Linked DNA regions of Homo sapiens: region 2 is linked to region 1. A link is an interaction called in ENCODE POLR2A ChIA-PET data of the cell type or tissue named here. Cell type or tissue: A673. All regions are shown on one strand. Links, peaks and the distances in the headings refer to the core of each region. The heading gives the core; the rest is flanking DNA.

Evidence for each region. ChIA-PET counts read pairs that join two places held together with the same protein. Peaks named below come from ENCODE experiments on the same cell type or tissue, not always from the same donor. Only the 100,000 strongest peaks of a DNase experiment are listed, where the experiment ranks them.
Region 2: POLR2A ChIA-PET joins it to region 1 with 5 read pairs; 3 of 35 experiments call an interaction of 5 or more read pairs at or near these places.

Annotation. Positions count from the first base shown.
Region 1 is chr14:58,662,876-58,668,255 of GRCh38, forward strand. No RefSeq gene overlaps it. Among named protein-coding and RNA genes, the nearest start is that of DACT1, 28 kb to the left of the region's middle. RefSeq lists enhancers at 293-794, 795-1,295. In A673, for the core only: no CTCF peak of the experiment used is centred there; no DNase peak of the experiment used is centred there.
Region 2 is chr14:58,714,967-58,720,346 of GRCh38, forward strand. No RefSeq gene overlaps it. Among named protein-coding and RNA genes, the nearest start is that of DACT1, 80 kb to the left of the region's middle. In A673, for the core only: no CTCF peak of the experiment used is centred there; a DNase peak (open chromatin) is centred at 2,485.

The DNA of each region.
Region 1 (5,380 bases), core at 81-5,080:
CCTGTGGTTCTGCTGTGTTTAATCGGTGGTTCACCAAGGTTGTAGTTTTCTCTATAAGGCTCTTCTATTCTCTTGCAGGGCACAGAGCACTCAAGGGACTCTTGTGGCCAATGGAGGTTTCCCTGAGAGTTGGGAAACTATAGTGCCCCTGTTCTATAACTGCTGTCTCAAAAACAAGTAACATAAAGAAGGGAGGAGTGAAAATTTGGTCCACGTATTTAGAGGCTGAATTTCTTTCTCTTAACTTACTAGTTTAAAAATTATACATAGAGTACACATACATTAAATAATTAGAAAATAAAGTTAAACATAAAGAAAAAATAACCTGTAATCTCCAGAGATGGCCTCTGTTAATATTTTGATGTAAGCTCTTCCAGACCTTTTAGTGCCTTTTTATAAATACATTCACTTAAACATTGATTTAAAAAATACTCTCAAATTGCTGTCTTATAACCTGCATTTTAAATTTAACGATCTAGTGTGAACTTTTTTTGACCAATAAATCTAATCGCGTCATCATTTCAAATGGCTGCATAATATTTTATTGGGAAGATGTCAAGGGCCGATTTCTAGTGGCAGGAAATATGTCTGCAGTACTTCTTTTATCAGGAATTTAGGAGAGCTGCTAACTCACAGGAGCTGAGTGGGAGCAGAAGGCTTGAAAGAAGGTCATCAGAAAAGGTTAGTTGCACAGTTGCCCCAGGCTGAGAGACTGAATCTAATACCTGGACAACTGGTTACTCCCAAAGGAGGCTGTCTGGAGATGTGGCTGTCAGCATGGATGGGTATCTCTCATAGCCTGTGGCTCCCCCAGGAAGCCCAGGTGAGGGCCTCTTTAAAAGCAGATGGCTCTGGAGAAACCACCTCAGGCCAGCAGCTGGTGTTCTGTAAACAGCCCTCATCTGCCAGATGCTTGCCTGTTCTCCAGTTGGTGTTAGAGACTAAGAGCTCTGTCAAAGTGGGTGTAGTTTTAAAACTTCTTTAGCTGCTACATCGTCCCCCAGTAACCTCACCCCTTCACCCCAGCATTGTTCACATTCTGCTACCGATATTTGATTTACATAGAAAGCAATTACTTCATGAGCTGGGTATGTGCAGTGCTTAAGTCTTCTCACTCAGGAGCCTTTAGAAATAAAACTCAGATTAGGTAACAGCTAGGGCAGGATCATTGAGAACATTTTTTAACAGTGACATAATGACTTTCCTCAGTTATTTTCCCATTGTTTGAAAGGAATCATTATCTCTCTGTGAAACCACATTTGACATTGAGGCTTCAGTGAATTTCTGAAAGGCTGGCCCTTCCATCTGAATGGTAAGAGCCTACCTGCCTTCTGATAATGGGCTCTGCACCATCAGGGTACAGAATGGATGCTGGGTGCTTGCAGGCTGCCCTGATGTTATCCATTAAGGGTACATATCTTACAATGTGAGAACTATATCTGATACAGATTTTGCTCCACAAGAATAAACTTATTCTTACTTGAGGATAAATGACTGCAGGGATCATTGGCTTTTAAGTGTCATAATTTTTTATGTCATTATGAAAAAAATGGGGGCTGCAGTAAACCACTTAGTATTATATTTCCATTTTCTGGATAATGGATTAGGTGTAATGTTCCAGCAAAAGTGTGTAGACCTACAGAGGGGAGGCTAGAAATAGAACAGGATACAAAATATGTACAACAAAGTTTCCCAAGAAAGTCAAGTTAGCTTTCCTCTGATATGACCAAATATTAAAATATAAGGTGAATGCTTAGGAGAAGGGTTCATGATTGATGGGGCACTAAATTTTTAAAAAACCTGATTAAGTTCTTAAGGGACCCTAAAATGGGAATTTGGAAAAGGCAAGGGTAGTCAGAATAGCAGAGATTAGGGCTGGATAGTAAACAGTAACCTGGGGAAGTAATTAAAGATAAAAGCAGAAGAATTCAACACGGGAATGCTGAGATGTGAACTTGAGAAAAAAAAGACAGTAAGAAAGGGACATAACAGTGCATATAACCTTTATATAGTGTGGAAATAAGATATTTTAAAATTCTGACTTGGGTTTTCAACTAGGAAAGCAGGAGTTTTACTAGGACTCATACATTCTGAATAAGAAGAAGAGTCAATTTTACGATTTTTGATAAAGGGGAAATGAAAAGCTGCCTCATGTTTCTAGTGGACAATCTTTTTGAGGTAGGTTTCCTGGAAGATATTCCTCCTGTATGAGTAGCTCTCGCTCTCTCTCTCCTTTTTTTTTTTTTTTTTTAGGTGAACTAAGGTCAAAACCACTGGCCATTGGGCTAGGTGTCCAAGGGTGCTGGTGTTCAGAGAAACAAAATACTCTGAGAAGCAAATGGGGAAATAGAGAACCACAAAACACTTTGGGGAAGGTCACACTGGCAAATATTGGCATAGCAAATTGCTTCATAATGTAGGTATTGCTGAAAAATTCAGTGACCCCCAGGGTAAGTTGTGGATTGATTGGCAGGAGTCCAGTGAATAGCTTGTTTTAGGGTTATACATTTGATGTTGTCACTTTATATTTTTCTCAGCCTCCATTTCTATACCTATAAAATAATGGCTTTGGAACAGATGATCATGATTTTAGCAAAGACTGAGGAGTGGCTAGAGCTGTGCTGTTGGGGGTGTTGAGTGTTATTATCTAAGATAATAATGCACCAATCATCTAGGTAGAGCTAGCTAGGAGTACAAAATCTACAGAAGTCATGAAGCTTAAGTGCTGATGGGTCAATGGTGGAAGAGGGAACTTCTAGGACATGGTCTTTGGGCATAGTCAAATGGCCAATGCTTTGGCATTTTGCTTTTAAGGCCTTCTTTCTGCCTGGCTCTGGACCTGAGCCTTGTCAGTCTTATAGCAGCCATGTCTGGGAGCAGCTGTTAAACACAGATATATTTGTGAGAAGTTTGCAAGTATCAAAAAAAAAAAAACAGTGGTGACAACTTAAGCAAAATCAGGGAACTTATTATTAGGAGACAGGAGTGACTTGGGACCTTGGGAACCAACTAGAACCAAAGACCGGAAGCCTGTTGGAACTTTCCATCTCTAGTCTTGGTTCCTGTCTGTGTCTCTGCCAGATCTGTTAGGCATAACCTTATTCTAGTCAGCACTATCAGAACACAGTTGGAATACAGTATCCAGGCCCGGTCATCACATCCTGAAGGGAAACATGAAGGCTGTTTAAAGGAGAGCCATAGAATGACTAAAGACCTAAAAAAGAAAAAAAAAATTATGTCAGAGAGGAGATGCTAGAGGCCTGGAGATAATTCATTGAGAAAAGTCTGCTATTGGTGCATAAAACGGTCTTAATTAGATGATGGATTATTAGTGTAAGAAGATGATGACCAACTGTTCTTTGTTTTCACTAAGGATAAACTCACAGAAAAAGTGAGTCAGGCTAGATGAAAGTAAAGAGGTGATGGCAGTGGTGACTGTGGCATTATGATGGCTTTCAGGAGAAAGCTGAGGCTTCTCCTGCAACCACTTGACAGACAGGTAACTTGTGTCTCTCTGGAATGATGTCCATTCTGTCTTCAGGCAGGAGGATGGCCTGGAAGGGCCTATCAACCCTTCTTAATTTGGGGGGCAGGTATTTGGTTGGGTCATAGCAGCTCTTAATTTTTTCTGGTGAAGCAGTGTTTGAAGGGGCTTCTTAGGCTCTTTGGTGTTTTCTCAGGCTTATATCGTACTATATTGTACCATTAAGTAACTTTCTACCTTTCTGGCCCCTCATCTCAAGTTTCAGTGTCTAGCTGACAAAGTGCATTCATATTTTATTTGCAGGTTTGGAACATATTTGTTGCTGGTTATTTAGAAAATTATTAAATCTGATGTTCATGTTGTTTTTTGCTTTCAAGGCATCCAGTGGCCATTTGAGAGAAATGAGACTGAAATGCTTATTTATTTTGCTTTCAATTGCATGATTTGACTTTTCAAATAAAAATAATTAACATATCCTCTCCAATTACAAAAGAAAAATAATCCCTCCTCCTCCTCCTTAATTGCTTTAAACTCAACATTTACCTCATTTAGATACATGTGACTCAAGTACTGAAAGCTGCTCAGCTCATAATGTGAGGGGGGAGGGAAGAGTAACATTTTGTAATGAAATCCTCAAAAGTAGCTCTAAATGTTGGCTGCCTTATGTCTTAAATGACATACTTCATATGATAGAAAAAAGTCAATGAAAAGTTTGATCTGGTATTTATTAGGTAAAAATGGCTTCAGATGTTTCCCAGCTAAATAGACCATGGCAGAAAAATTATAATGAAAGAGCAGAAGAGTTGCTATGGGTGTTTATTCCCTAGAAAGCCATTAGAATAAAAGTCACCCTCACTTTTTGCTGGCCTCTCTCTGGTGCATTAATGTCACTCTCAAGTCCCTCTCTGAGATGGTGGTGTTTCTGACCAGCCAGAAGTAGTTTTAGTGATGAACAGATTATTTTCTGAAAAAAATGAGGTTGTCACTAAAAATAAGGCCTCTGAATAAAAGAAACTACTTGTATCTGATAATGACACACACATTTTGACACCTATACACTGTTTTGCTTCCAGATAGATGTCCATTTAAGTCACCCTATAATGCCTTCCCCCACATACTACTGATTTTCCCATTATATTTCCTAATGATGGAAATTTCTTATCTAAAGTTATTATGGCCCCAATTGTTACACTCAGTATGGTTTTGTTTTATTTTTGTATATTAGGTTTGGGTGAAATTATAAAGAATTTGGGTTCAGAACTGTGCTCGCCTTCTGGAGTACCTATCACTCAGGTGAGAGGTACCTTTGGAGAGGGTGTGCTGCCTAAAGCCACACACCACTGAGTAAGATGACAGTGGACAGGTGAGGCTCGAGGGGCCTGGGCTACTGGGAAGGGCTTGTGCATCCAGGAGCCAGGTGGGTGTGGTGGGAATGGGAATGGGGAGTAGAGGTGTCTCCTCTGTGAGGGCGGGCAGGCAGTGAAAGGCCAGAAAAACACCCAGAGAGCACAAGTCAGACCTTCTTTTTTGGAGGAACCACTGAGATGATTGTTGGGGACCTGACTGCATCCAGAGCTGTGTCTACCCTATGAACCTTCACTTCCACTGACCCTGAAGTCCTTTAGAAATGTTGGCACTCTCATTAGACGGGCTGTTTCATCCTGATTTCACATTCTCCCCATGTGCTAGTCTTGAAACCATTAGGTTTCTCCTGTTTTTCTTATGATAACGTTGCTTGACTAGACAGTGTCGTTTTAGCCAATAGCCCAAGGCAAAAGCTGAGTGCCAGGCTTTCTGTTTATCCAGCCTTGCAACCCTCGGGTGCAGGCAACGCTCTCCCTCTCCCTTACTGTGTTAGTCTGCTTTCAGTTAGATGCCTTCCCAAATCTAAGAGTA
Region 2 (5,380 bases), core at 219-5,218, 52 kb after region 1:
AAGTCCAGGACTCTGTATGTCTACTGTTGTCAGGTCTAGTAACCTCTGGGGCTGGGAAGCCAAGGATAGGAATAGTGCTACATAGAATTGCAATAAAGTCACAGCTTGCTCTCTCCCCACCCTCACCTCTGATATGGGTTATCAGTCCCCCAAGACCCTCCCTGGCCTGGTCTCTGTGGTCAGTGTCTGTTCTGTTGCTGTCCCCATTATTCAAGGTCTCTGTTCAGTGGGCTCTCAGCGTTTGGGTTGTTCAATATAGCCTCTTGTCTGAGACTAGCACCCCAACCCACACTACCCCACTAAATGTTTTGAGAGCTTCTCCTACCTTTACTCTTACAATGTGGTTCCAGTGAAAGCTGCCATGATCTTTTATGAATATGTACAGTGACCTCCACGGCCACAGCTGATTAGCCTAGAGTTGGCATTAAGTCTGGGGCAATCAGACTCCTGCCTTGAGAATTTTGCAAACTAGAGTAAAGAAGAGAGTCAGTCCCTCTCTGGAAGTGCCAGTGGTTGCAAAGCTCAGGGGAGCTCTGGGAGTCTTTATTTCCTGCCATGGGGAGGAAACTTATCTGCAGTGGTGCTGCTGTATTGAGAGAAGCAGAAATGCGGATGAAACCATGATACGTGCTTCTGGTTCCAAGTGCTCCTAAGCAAAGCTGGATCCTTGCCTTTCTCTCACTTTGATCCTTCAACCCTTCCTTGGTTTCTGTGAACTAATAAATTTCTCCTTCAATTCTGCTAGTTAAAATTGCATTTCTGTCACTTGCAGCCCAATGAGCTGCGTCCAACACCCTCCCACCTCTCCCTCTAGCATTTGAATAATACCTATCTTGCACCTCATCTTTTCTATGCCCCAAATATCAACTATCTAACTTGATTAAATAACTAGTTACTCATGGTTTAGAGAAAACAGAGGTCAGTTGCCGCTGGGCTCTGGAAAAACATTCCTGGTTTATTTTATTGATGATTGACCATTAAGGTGGGGATTTTCAGGCTTGGCAGAGGGTTTCAGGCTTGATGAGTCTGGGTACATTGGCTCAAGCCAGTAATCCCAGCACTTTGGGAGGCCAAAGCAGGAGGATCACTTGAGGCCAGGAGTTTGAGACCAGCCTGGGTAACATGAGACCCTGTTTCTACAAAAAAAAAAAAATAATAATAATTATATGGCACATGCCTGTAGTCCTAGCCACTAGAGAGGCTGAGGTAGGAGGATCACCTGAGCCCAGGAGTTCAAGGCTGCAGTGACCTATAGTCAACACCACTGCACTCCAGCCTGGGTGACAGAGAAGACTGGCGATATGTATTAGTTGCATGGAGGCAGCTTAATGGAGCCCTGCCATGCATTAACACCTTCTGCTCTTACAACAGGAGAGCCCTCAAAACTTTGCTGACTAAAGTGTTAAAGAAATATGAACTTGAAAGAGTGACTGTGATATTAATTGTGCTAAACTGTGTAGTTTATATCAGCACAATTTTGTGACATGATCTGGGTCAGACATTAAGGAATTTTATCTGATGGCTTCCTCAGTCTTGCTTTCCTAGTGGAGGGGTATTTTCTCTATTTGAATGTTGTAACCTTTTAGGCTGGCATAATTTTCTGGGAGTAAAAACATTAATGCCTCAAATGAAAGTAGTTCTTAGGAGAAGAGAGTAAGTAGAGATGAGGGAAAAATTTAGAAACTGAAAGAGACAAAAAGAATAGAGGAGTGTGATAAAGGAAATGGAAAAGTGAGGGGAGGAGTGATAAGCAAATATAATGAAGCAGGAAATGGGGTAGAAAGACCAACGAAATTAAAAAGAAATTTAAATGGGAAGCTTGAATCCTCTTCATCTACTTTGGAAAAATGGAGAGCTTCTTATGCTTCCAGAAGAGAAAGATGTCAAACGTGAAAGCAAAGTTCTAGCCTACGATTTCCTGTCCAGCTGGAATGAGTTGTTAGGTGAGGATGAACACCAGCAGTGTTAGCCGAGCAGCATTTCCCGCTTGCTTGCGGTCCAGGTTGGTTCCAGTTTTGCTCTGGACATGATGTTCTGAGCCAAAGTAAGTTCTGTTCAATTTGGGACTGGATCTGGTTTTACCAGGATCCTTTGGTTTGGGAAGATGCTGCCAGCAACAGTCTGGCATCCCAGGTGTCATTCCCTGGCCTCTCCTGGTGGGAATGACTTGAAGACAGGGATTCATGTAGCACACTGGCAAACCTTCTCCTTGACTTAGAACTCTGGGAATGCATGTGCCCATGTCTCTGGAAACACAGCTCCTAATTTGGATTCTTGAGTGAGTGAGCTGAGTACTATCTCCTGAAGATGATATGTCTGTCCTGTAATCTCATTTTTTCCTTTGTTTTTCTTTATTTGCCATCAAGTGTTGGTTAGCTTTTCTTGCATTTTCATTAATGCCTCTGATAGCTTGTAAAATGCAAAGAATCAGCTGATTCATCTGGAAAACAGCTTCATGCTCCCTACACACTGTGGATTCAGCATAAATGCAATTTAATCCTATTACCTCCCAGACAAAGTCAGCCTTTCAGTTCTTTCTAGAAGGGAGGACAAGAACAATATGAGTGTGTTTCAGTAGTTTCAGAATAGTTAGGAGCAAGAATGTTACAAGCCATGGAATATACAAAACCTTTGCCAGCCAATATGTTTGATAGATGATAAATATGTTTGTAAAATAAATCCACACTTGGGCAGGGACCCATTATCAACAGCTGCAAAGCTTAAAGAGGATATCCTGCAGGGCTATCATTCACAAACACAACAACACATAAATAAATACCAGGGTGGTTTCTGATGGACTCTGTCATGACTCAAAGTTCACTTTTTAGAGGAAAAAAAGGTCACCCTGAGAGTTTCATTGCTTCAAGGATGACCTTAGCTATGTTATTTATGGACTAGAATGGATGATATGTCCTTTCTTTCAATATGCAACTTTACTGAGCTGGAAATCAAAAGGAGCAAAGACGGTGGGAAGGAATTGTTTGTTTTGTGTGTTATGATGATAGAACAGCATGAGGATCCCAACTGCTAAAACAGCTGCATCATAAATAACCCATGTAGAACAGATACAATGTGGGTGTGTGTGTGTGGTGAGGGGAAGGGCTTCAGTGGGGGCTGCAGAATGAGTTCGTGAATGAAATGGTTAGTCACACAAGACTTATAAATACTGAAGAGTAACTAAGATTGCTGGCATGTGTTTTTATTAAAGTTCTGAGTTGGAAAGTTAGATTCAAGACTTAATGGTGATGGAATGGCCATTCTTTATTAATTTGGCATTTTAGTAAACCTGCATTTCATTTTATACAGTTCTCTAATTCAGAAACCTGAGCGAGAAATCTTCTCTTTCTCTTGCATCCTGCCTCTCTCCCCCAGTTCAGTCAGTCATCAGGCCTATCAGTTCTACTTCCTAGATAGTTCTTAAGTTTAGCCCCACCTCTTAATCCCCATGGCCAGTTCCCATGGTTTAGGTTATGTAATACATTTTTGACTGAGATTCCACTCCATTCCCACAGCCCTTGTGTCTCCAATCCAACACATCTTCCATGCTGCTCAAGAGATTAAATGCTTGCTCAACATATCTATCTCAGTGTTCCTCATCTCTCCATGCAGGATAAAATTCTGCATCCCTGTGTATAGCATATAAAGTCCAACACAATCAGCCTACTTGTATGCCTCAATTATTGCAACTTCCCACAGCACATCTATAGACAAGTTACTTGCATTTCCTTGAAAAAAATCAAGACTTTTTTTCTGTCCACTGCATTTTTGCATGGTGTTCTCTCGGCTTTGAATGGCCTGTTTACTGTCATTGCAGCCTTTGGCCTGTCAAACTCCTACTTATCCTTCCCAGCTTCCTTCTAAAATCTCTTCTAATTCTCTATGAAGGATTTCTTGATCATCCCTGCAGCGTTGGGGAAGTGTAATGAATGTTTACTAACTTTGCCATTCAGCACCTGCACAACCTTCTTGGGGACACAGTTTTACTTCGATGGTTCCCCTTTCCTATTCTCAGTCCATGTGCTTCCTGTGAGGCTGATTTCATCCCCGGGCCTGAAGGAGTGGAGCATGTAACTAGGTTAGGTTGAGCCAATCTGTGCAGTCCATTCTCTTGGCCACAGCCATGTTTCAGCCATGGACATGTGACTGAAAGTGGGCCAATGAGAGCCAAAAGAAATTCAATTTTGGCATTGGTGTTTGAGGTATTGGGAAGCAGATTTTCTTTTTGTTGGACTGAGGTTTCTGAAGATATAAGCCTGAATTTTCTAGAAATACTTTTGTGAAGTCATGGATTGGAGCTTATCTAGAGGAAGAACTGCTAGAAGGAGGAGCCCAGAGACATTGTGACTGATCCAAGCTCCTTCAATAGGCAAGATTGAACACGGACTTTTCAGTTTTTTTTTTTTTTTTTTAATGGAGTGTCACTCTGTTGCCCAGGCTGGAGTGCAGTGGCATGATCTCAGCTCACTGCAACCTCTGCTGCCCAGGTTCAAGCGATTCTCCTGCCTCAGCTTCCCAAGTAGCTGGGATTACAGGTGCCTGCCACCGTGCCTGGCTAAGTTTTGTATTTTTAGTAGAGACAGGATTTCACCATCTTGGCCAGGCTCGTCTTGAACTCCTGACCTCGTGATCCACCCGCCTTGGCCTCCCAAAGTGCTGGGATTACAGGTGTGAGCCACCATGCCCAGCCTAGACTTTTCAGTTTTATGAGCCCATAAAATACCTTTTTTTTCCCCCTGGTTTGCTTATATCAGGTGGGATTGGGTTGTTTTTATTACTTGAAAACCAAAGAATTCCAGCTTTAACTGTTTTTCTTCCCTCTGCTCCAGGCACCTTTTATATCCTTATATTTTGTTCTTGCCCCACTGTTGACTAATACCTGGTGTTTGGGTAAGGTGGAGAATGTAGGGCTTTCTTGTCTAAGGGAGGCATGGACATCAACTACCAGGGTCATCCTTCAATACTAATGATTGAGCATATTATGTATCTGGCATACAATTTGTATGCCTTGGGGAGAAAGAGGAAAAATGGAGAAGGCAAAAATGGAAGGAAATAGGGCAAGGAGAGAGGTGGTTTCCATACTAAATGGAGAGGGATGCGATTACCGCCGGGTCTTTACTTCTATTCAGATACAAAGAAAAGGAAGGACTGGGCCGGGCGCGGTGGCTCACGCCTGTAATCCCAGTACTTTGGGAGGCCGAGGCGGGTGGATCACGAGGTCAGGAGATCGAGACCAACCTGGCTAACACAGTGAAACCCCGTCTCTACTAAAAACATAGAAAATTAGCCAGGCATGGTGGCAGGCGCCTGTAGTCCCAGCTACTCGGGAGGCTGAGGCAGGAGAATGGCGTGAACCCAGGAGGTGGAGCTTGCAGTGAGCCAA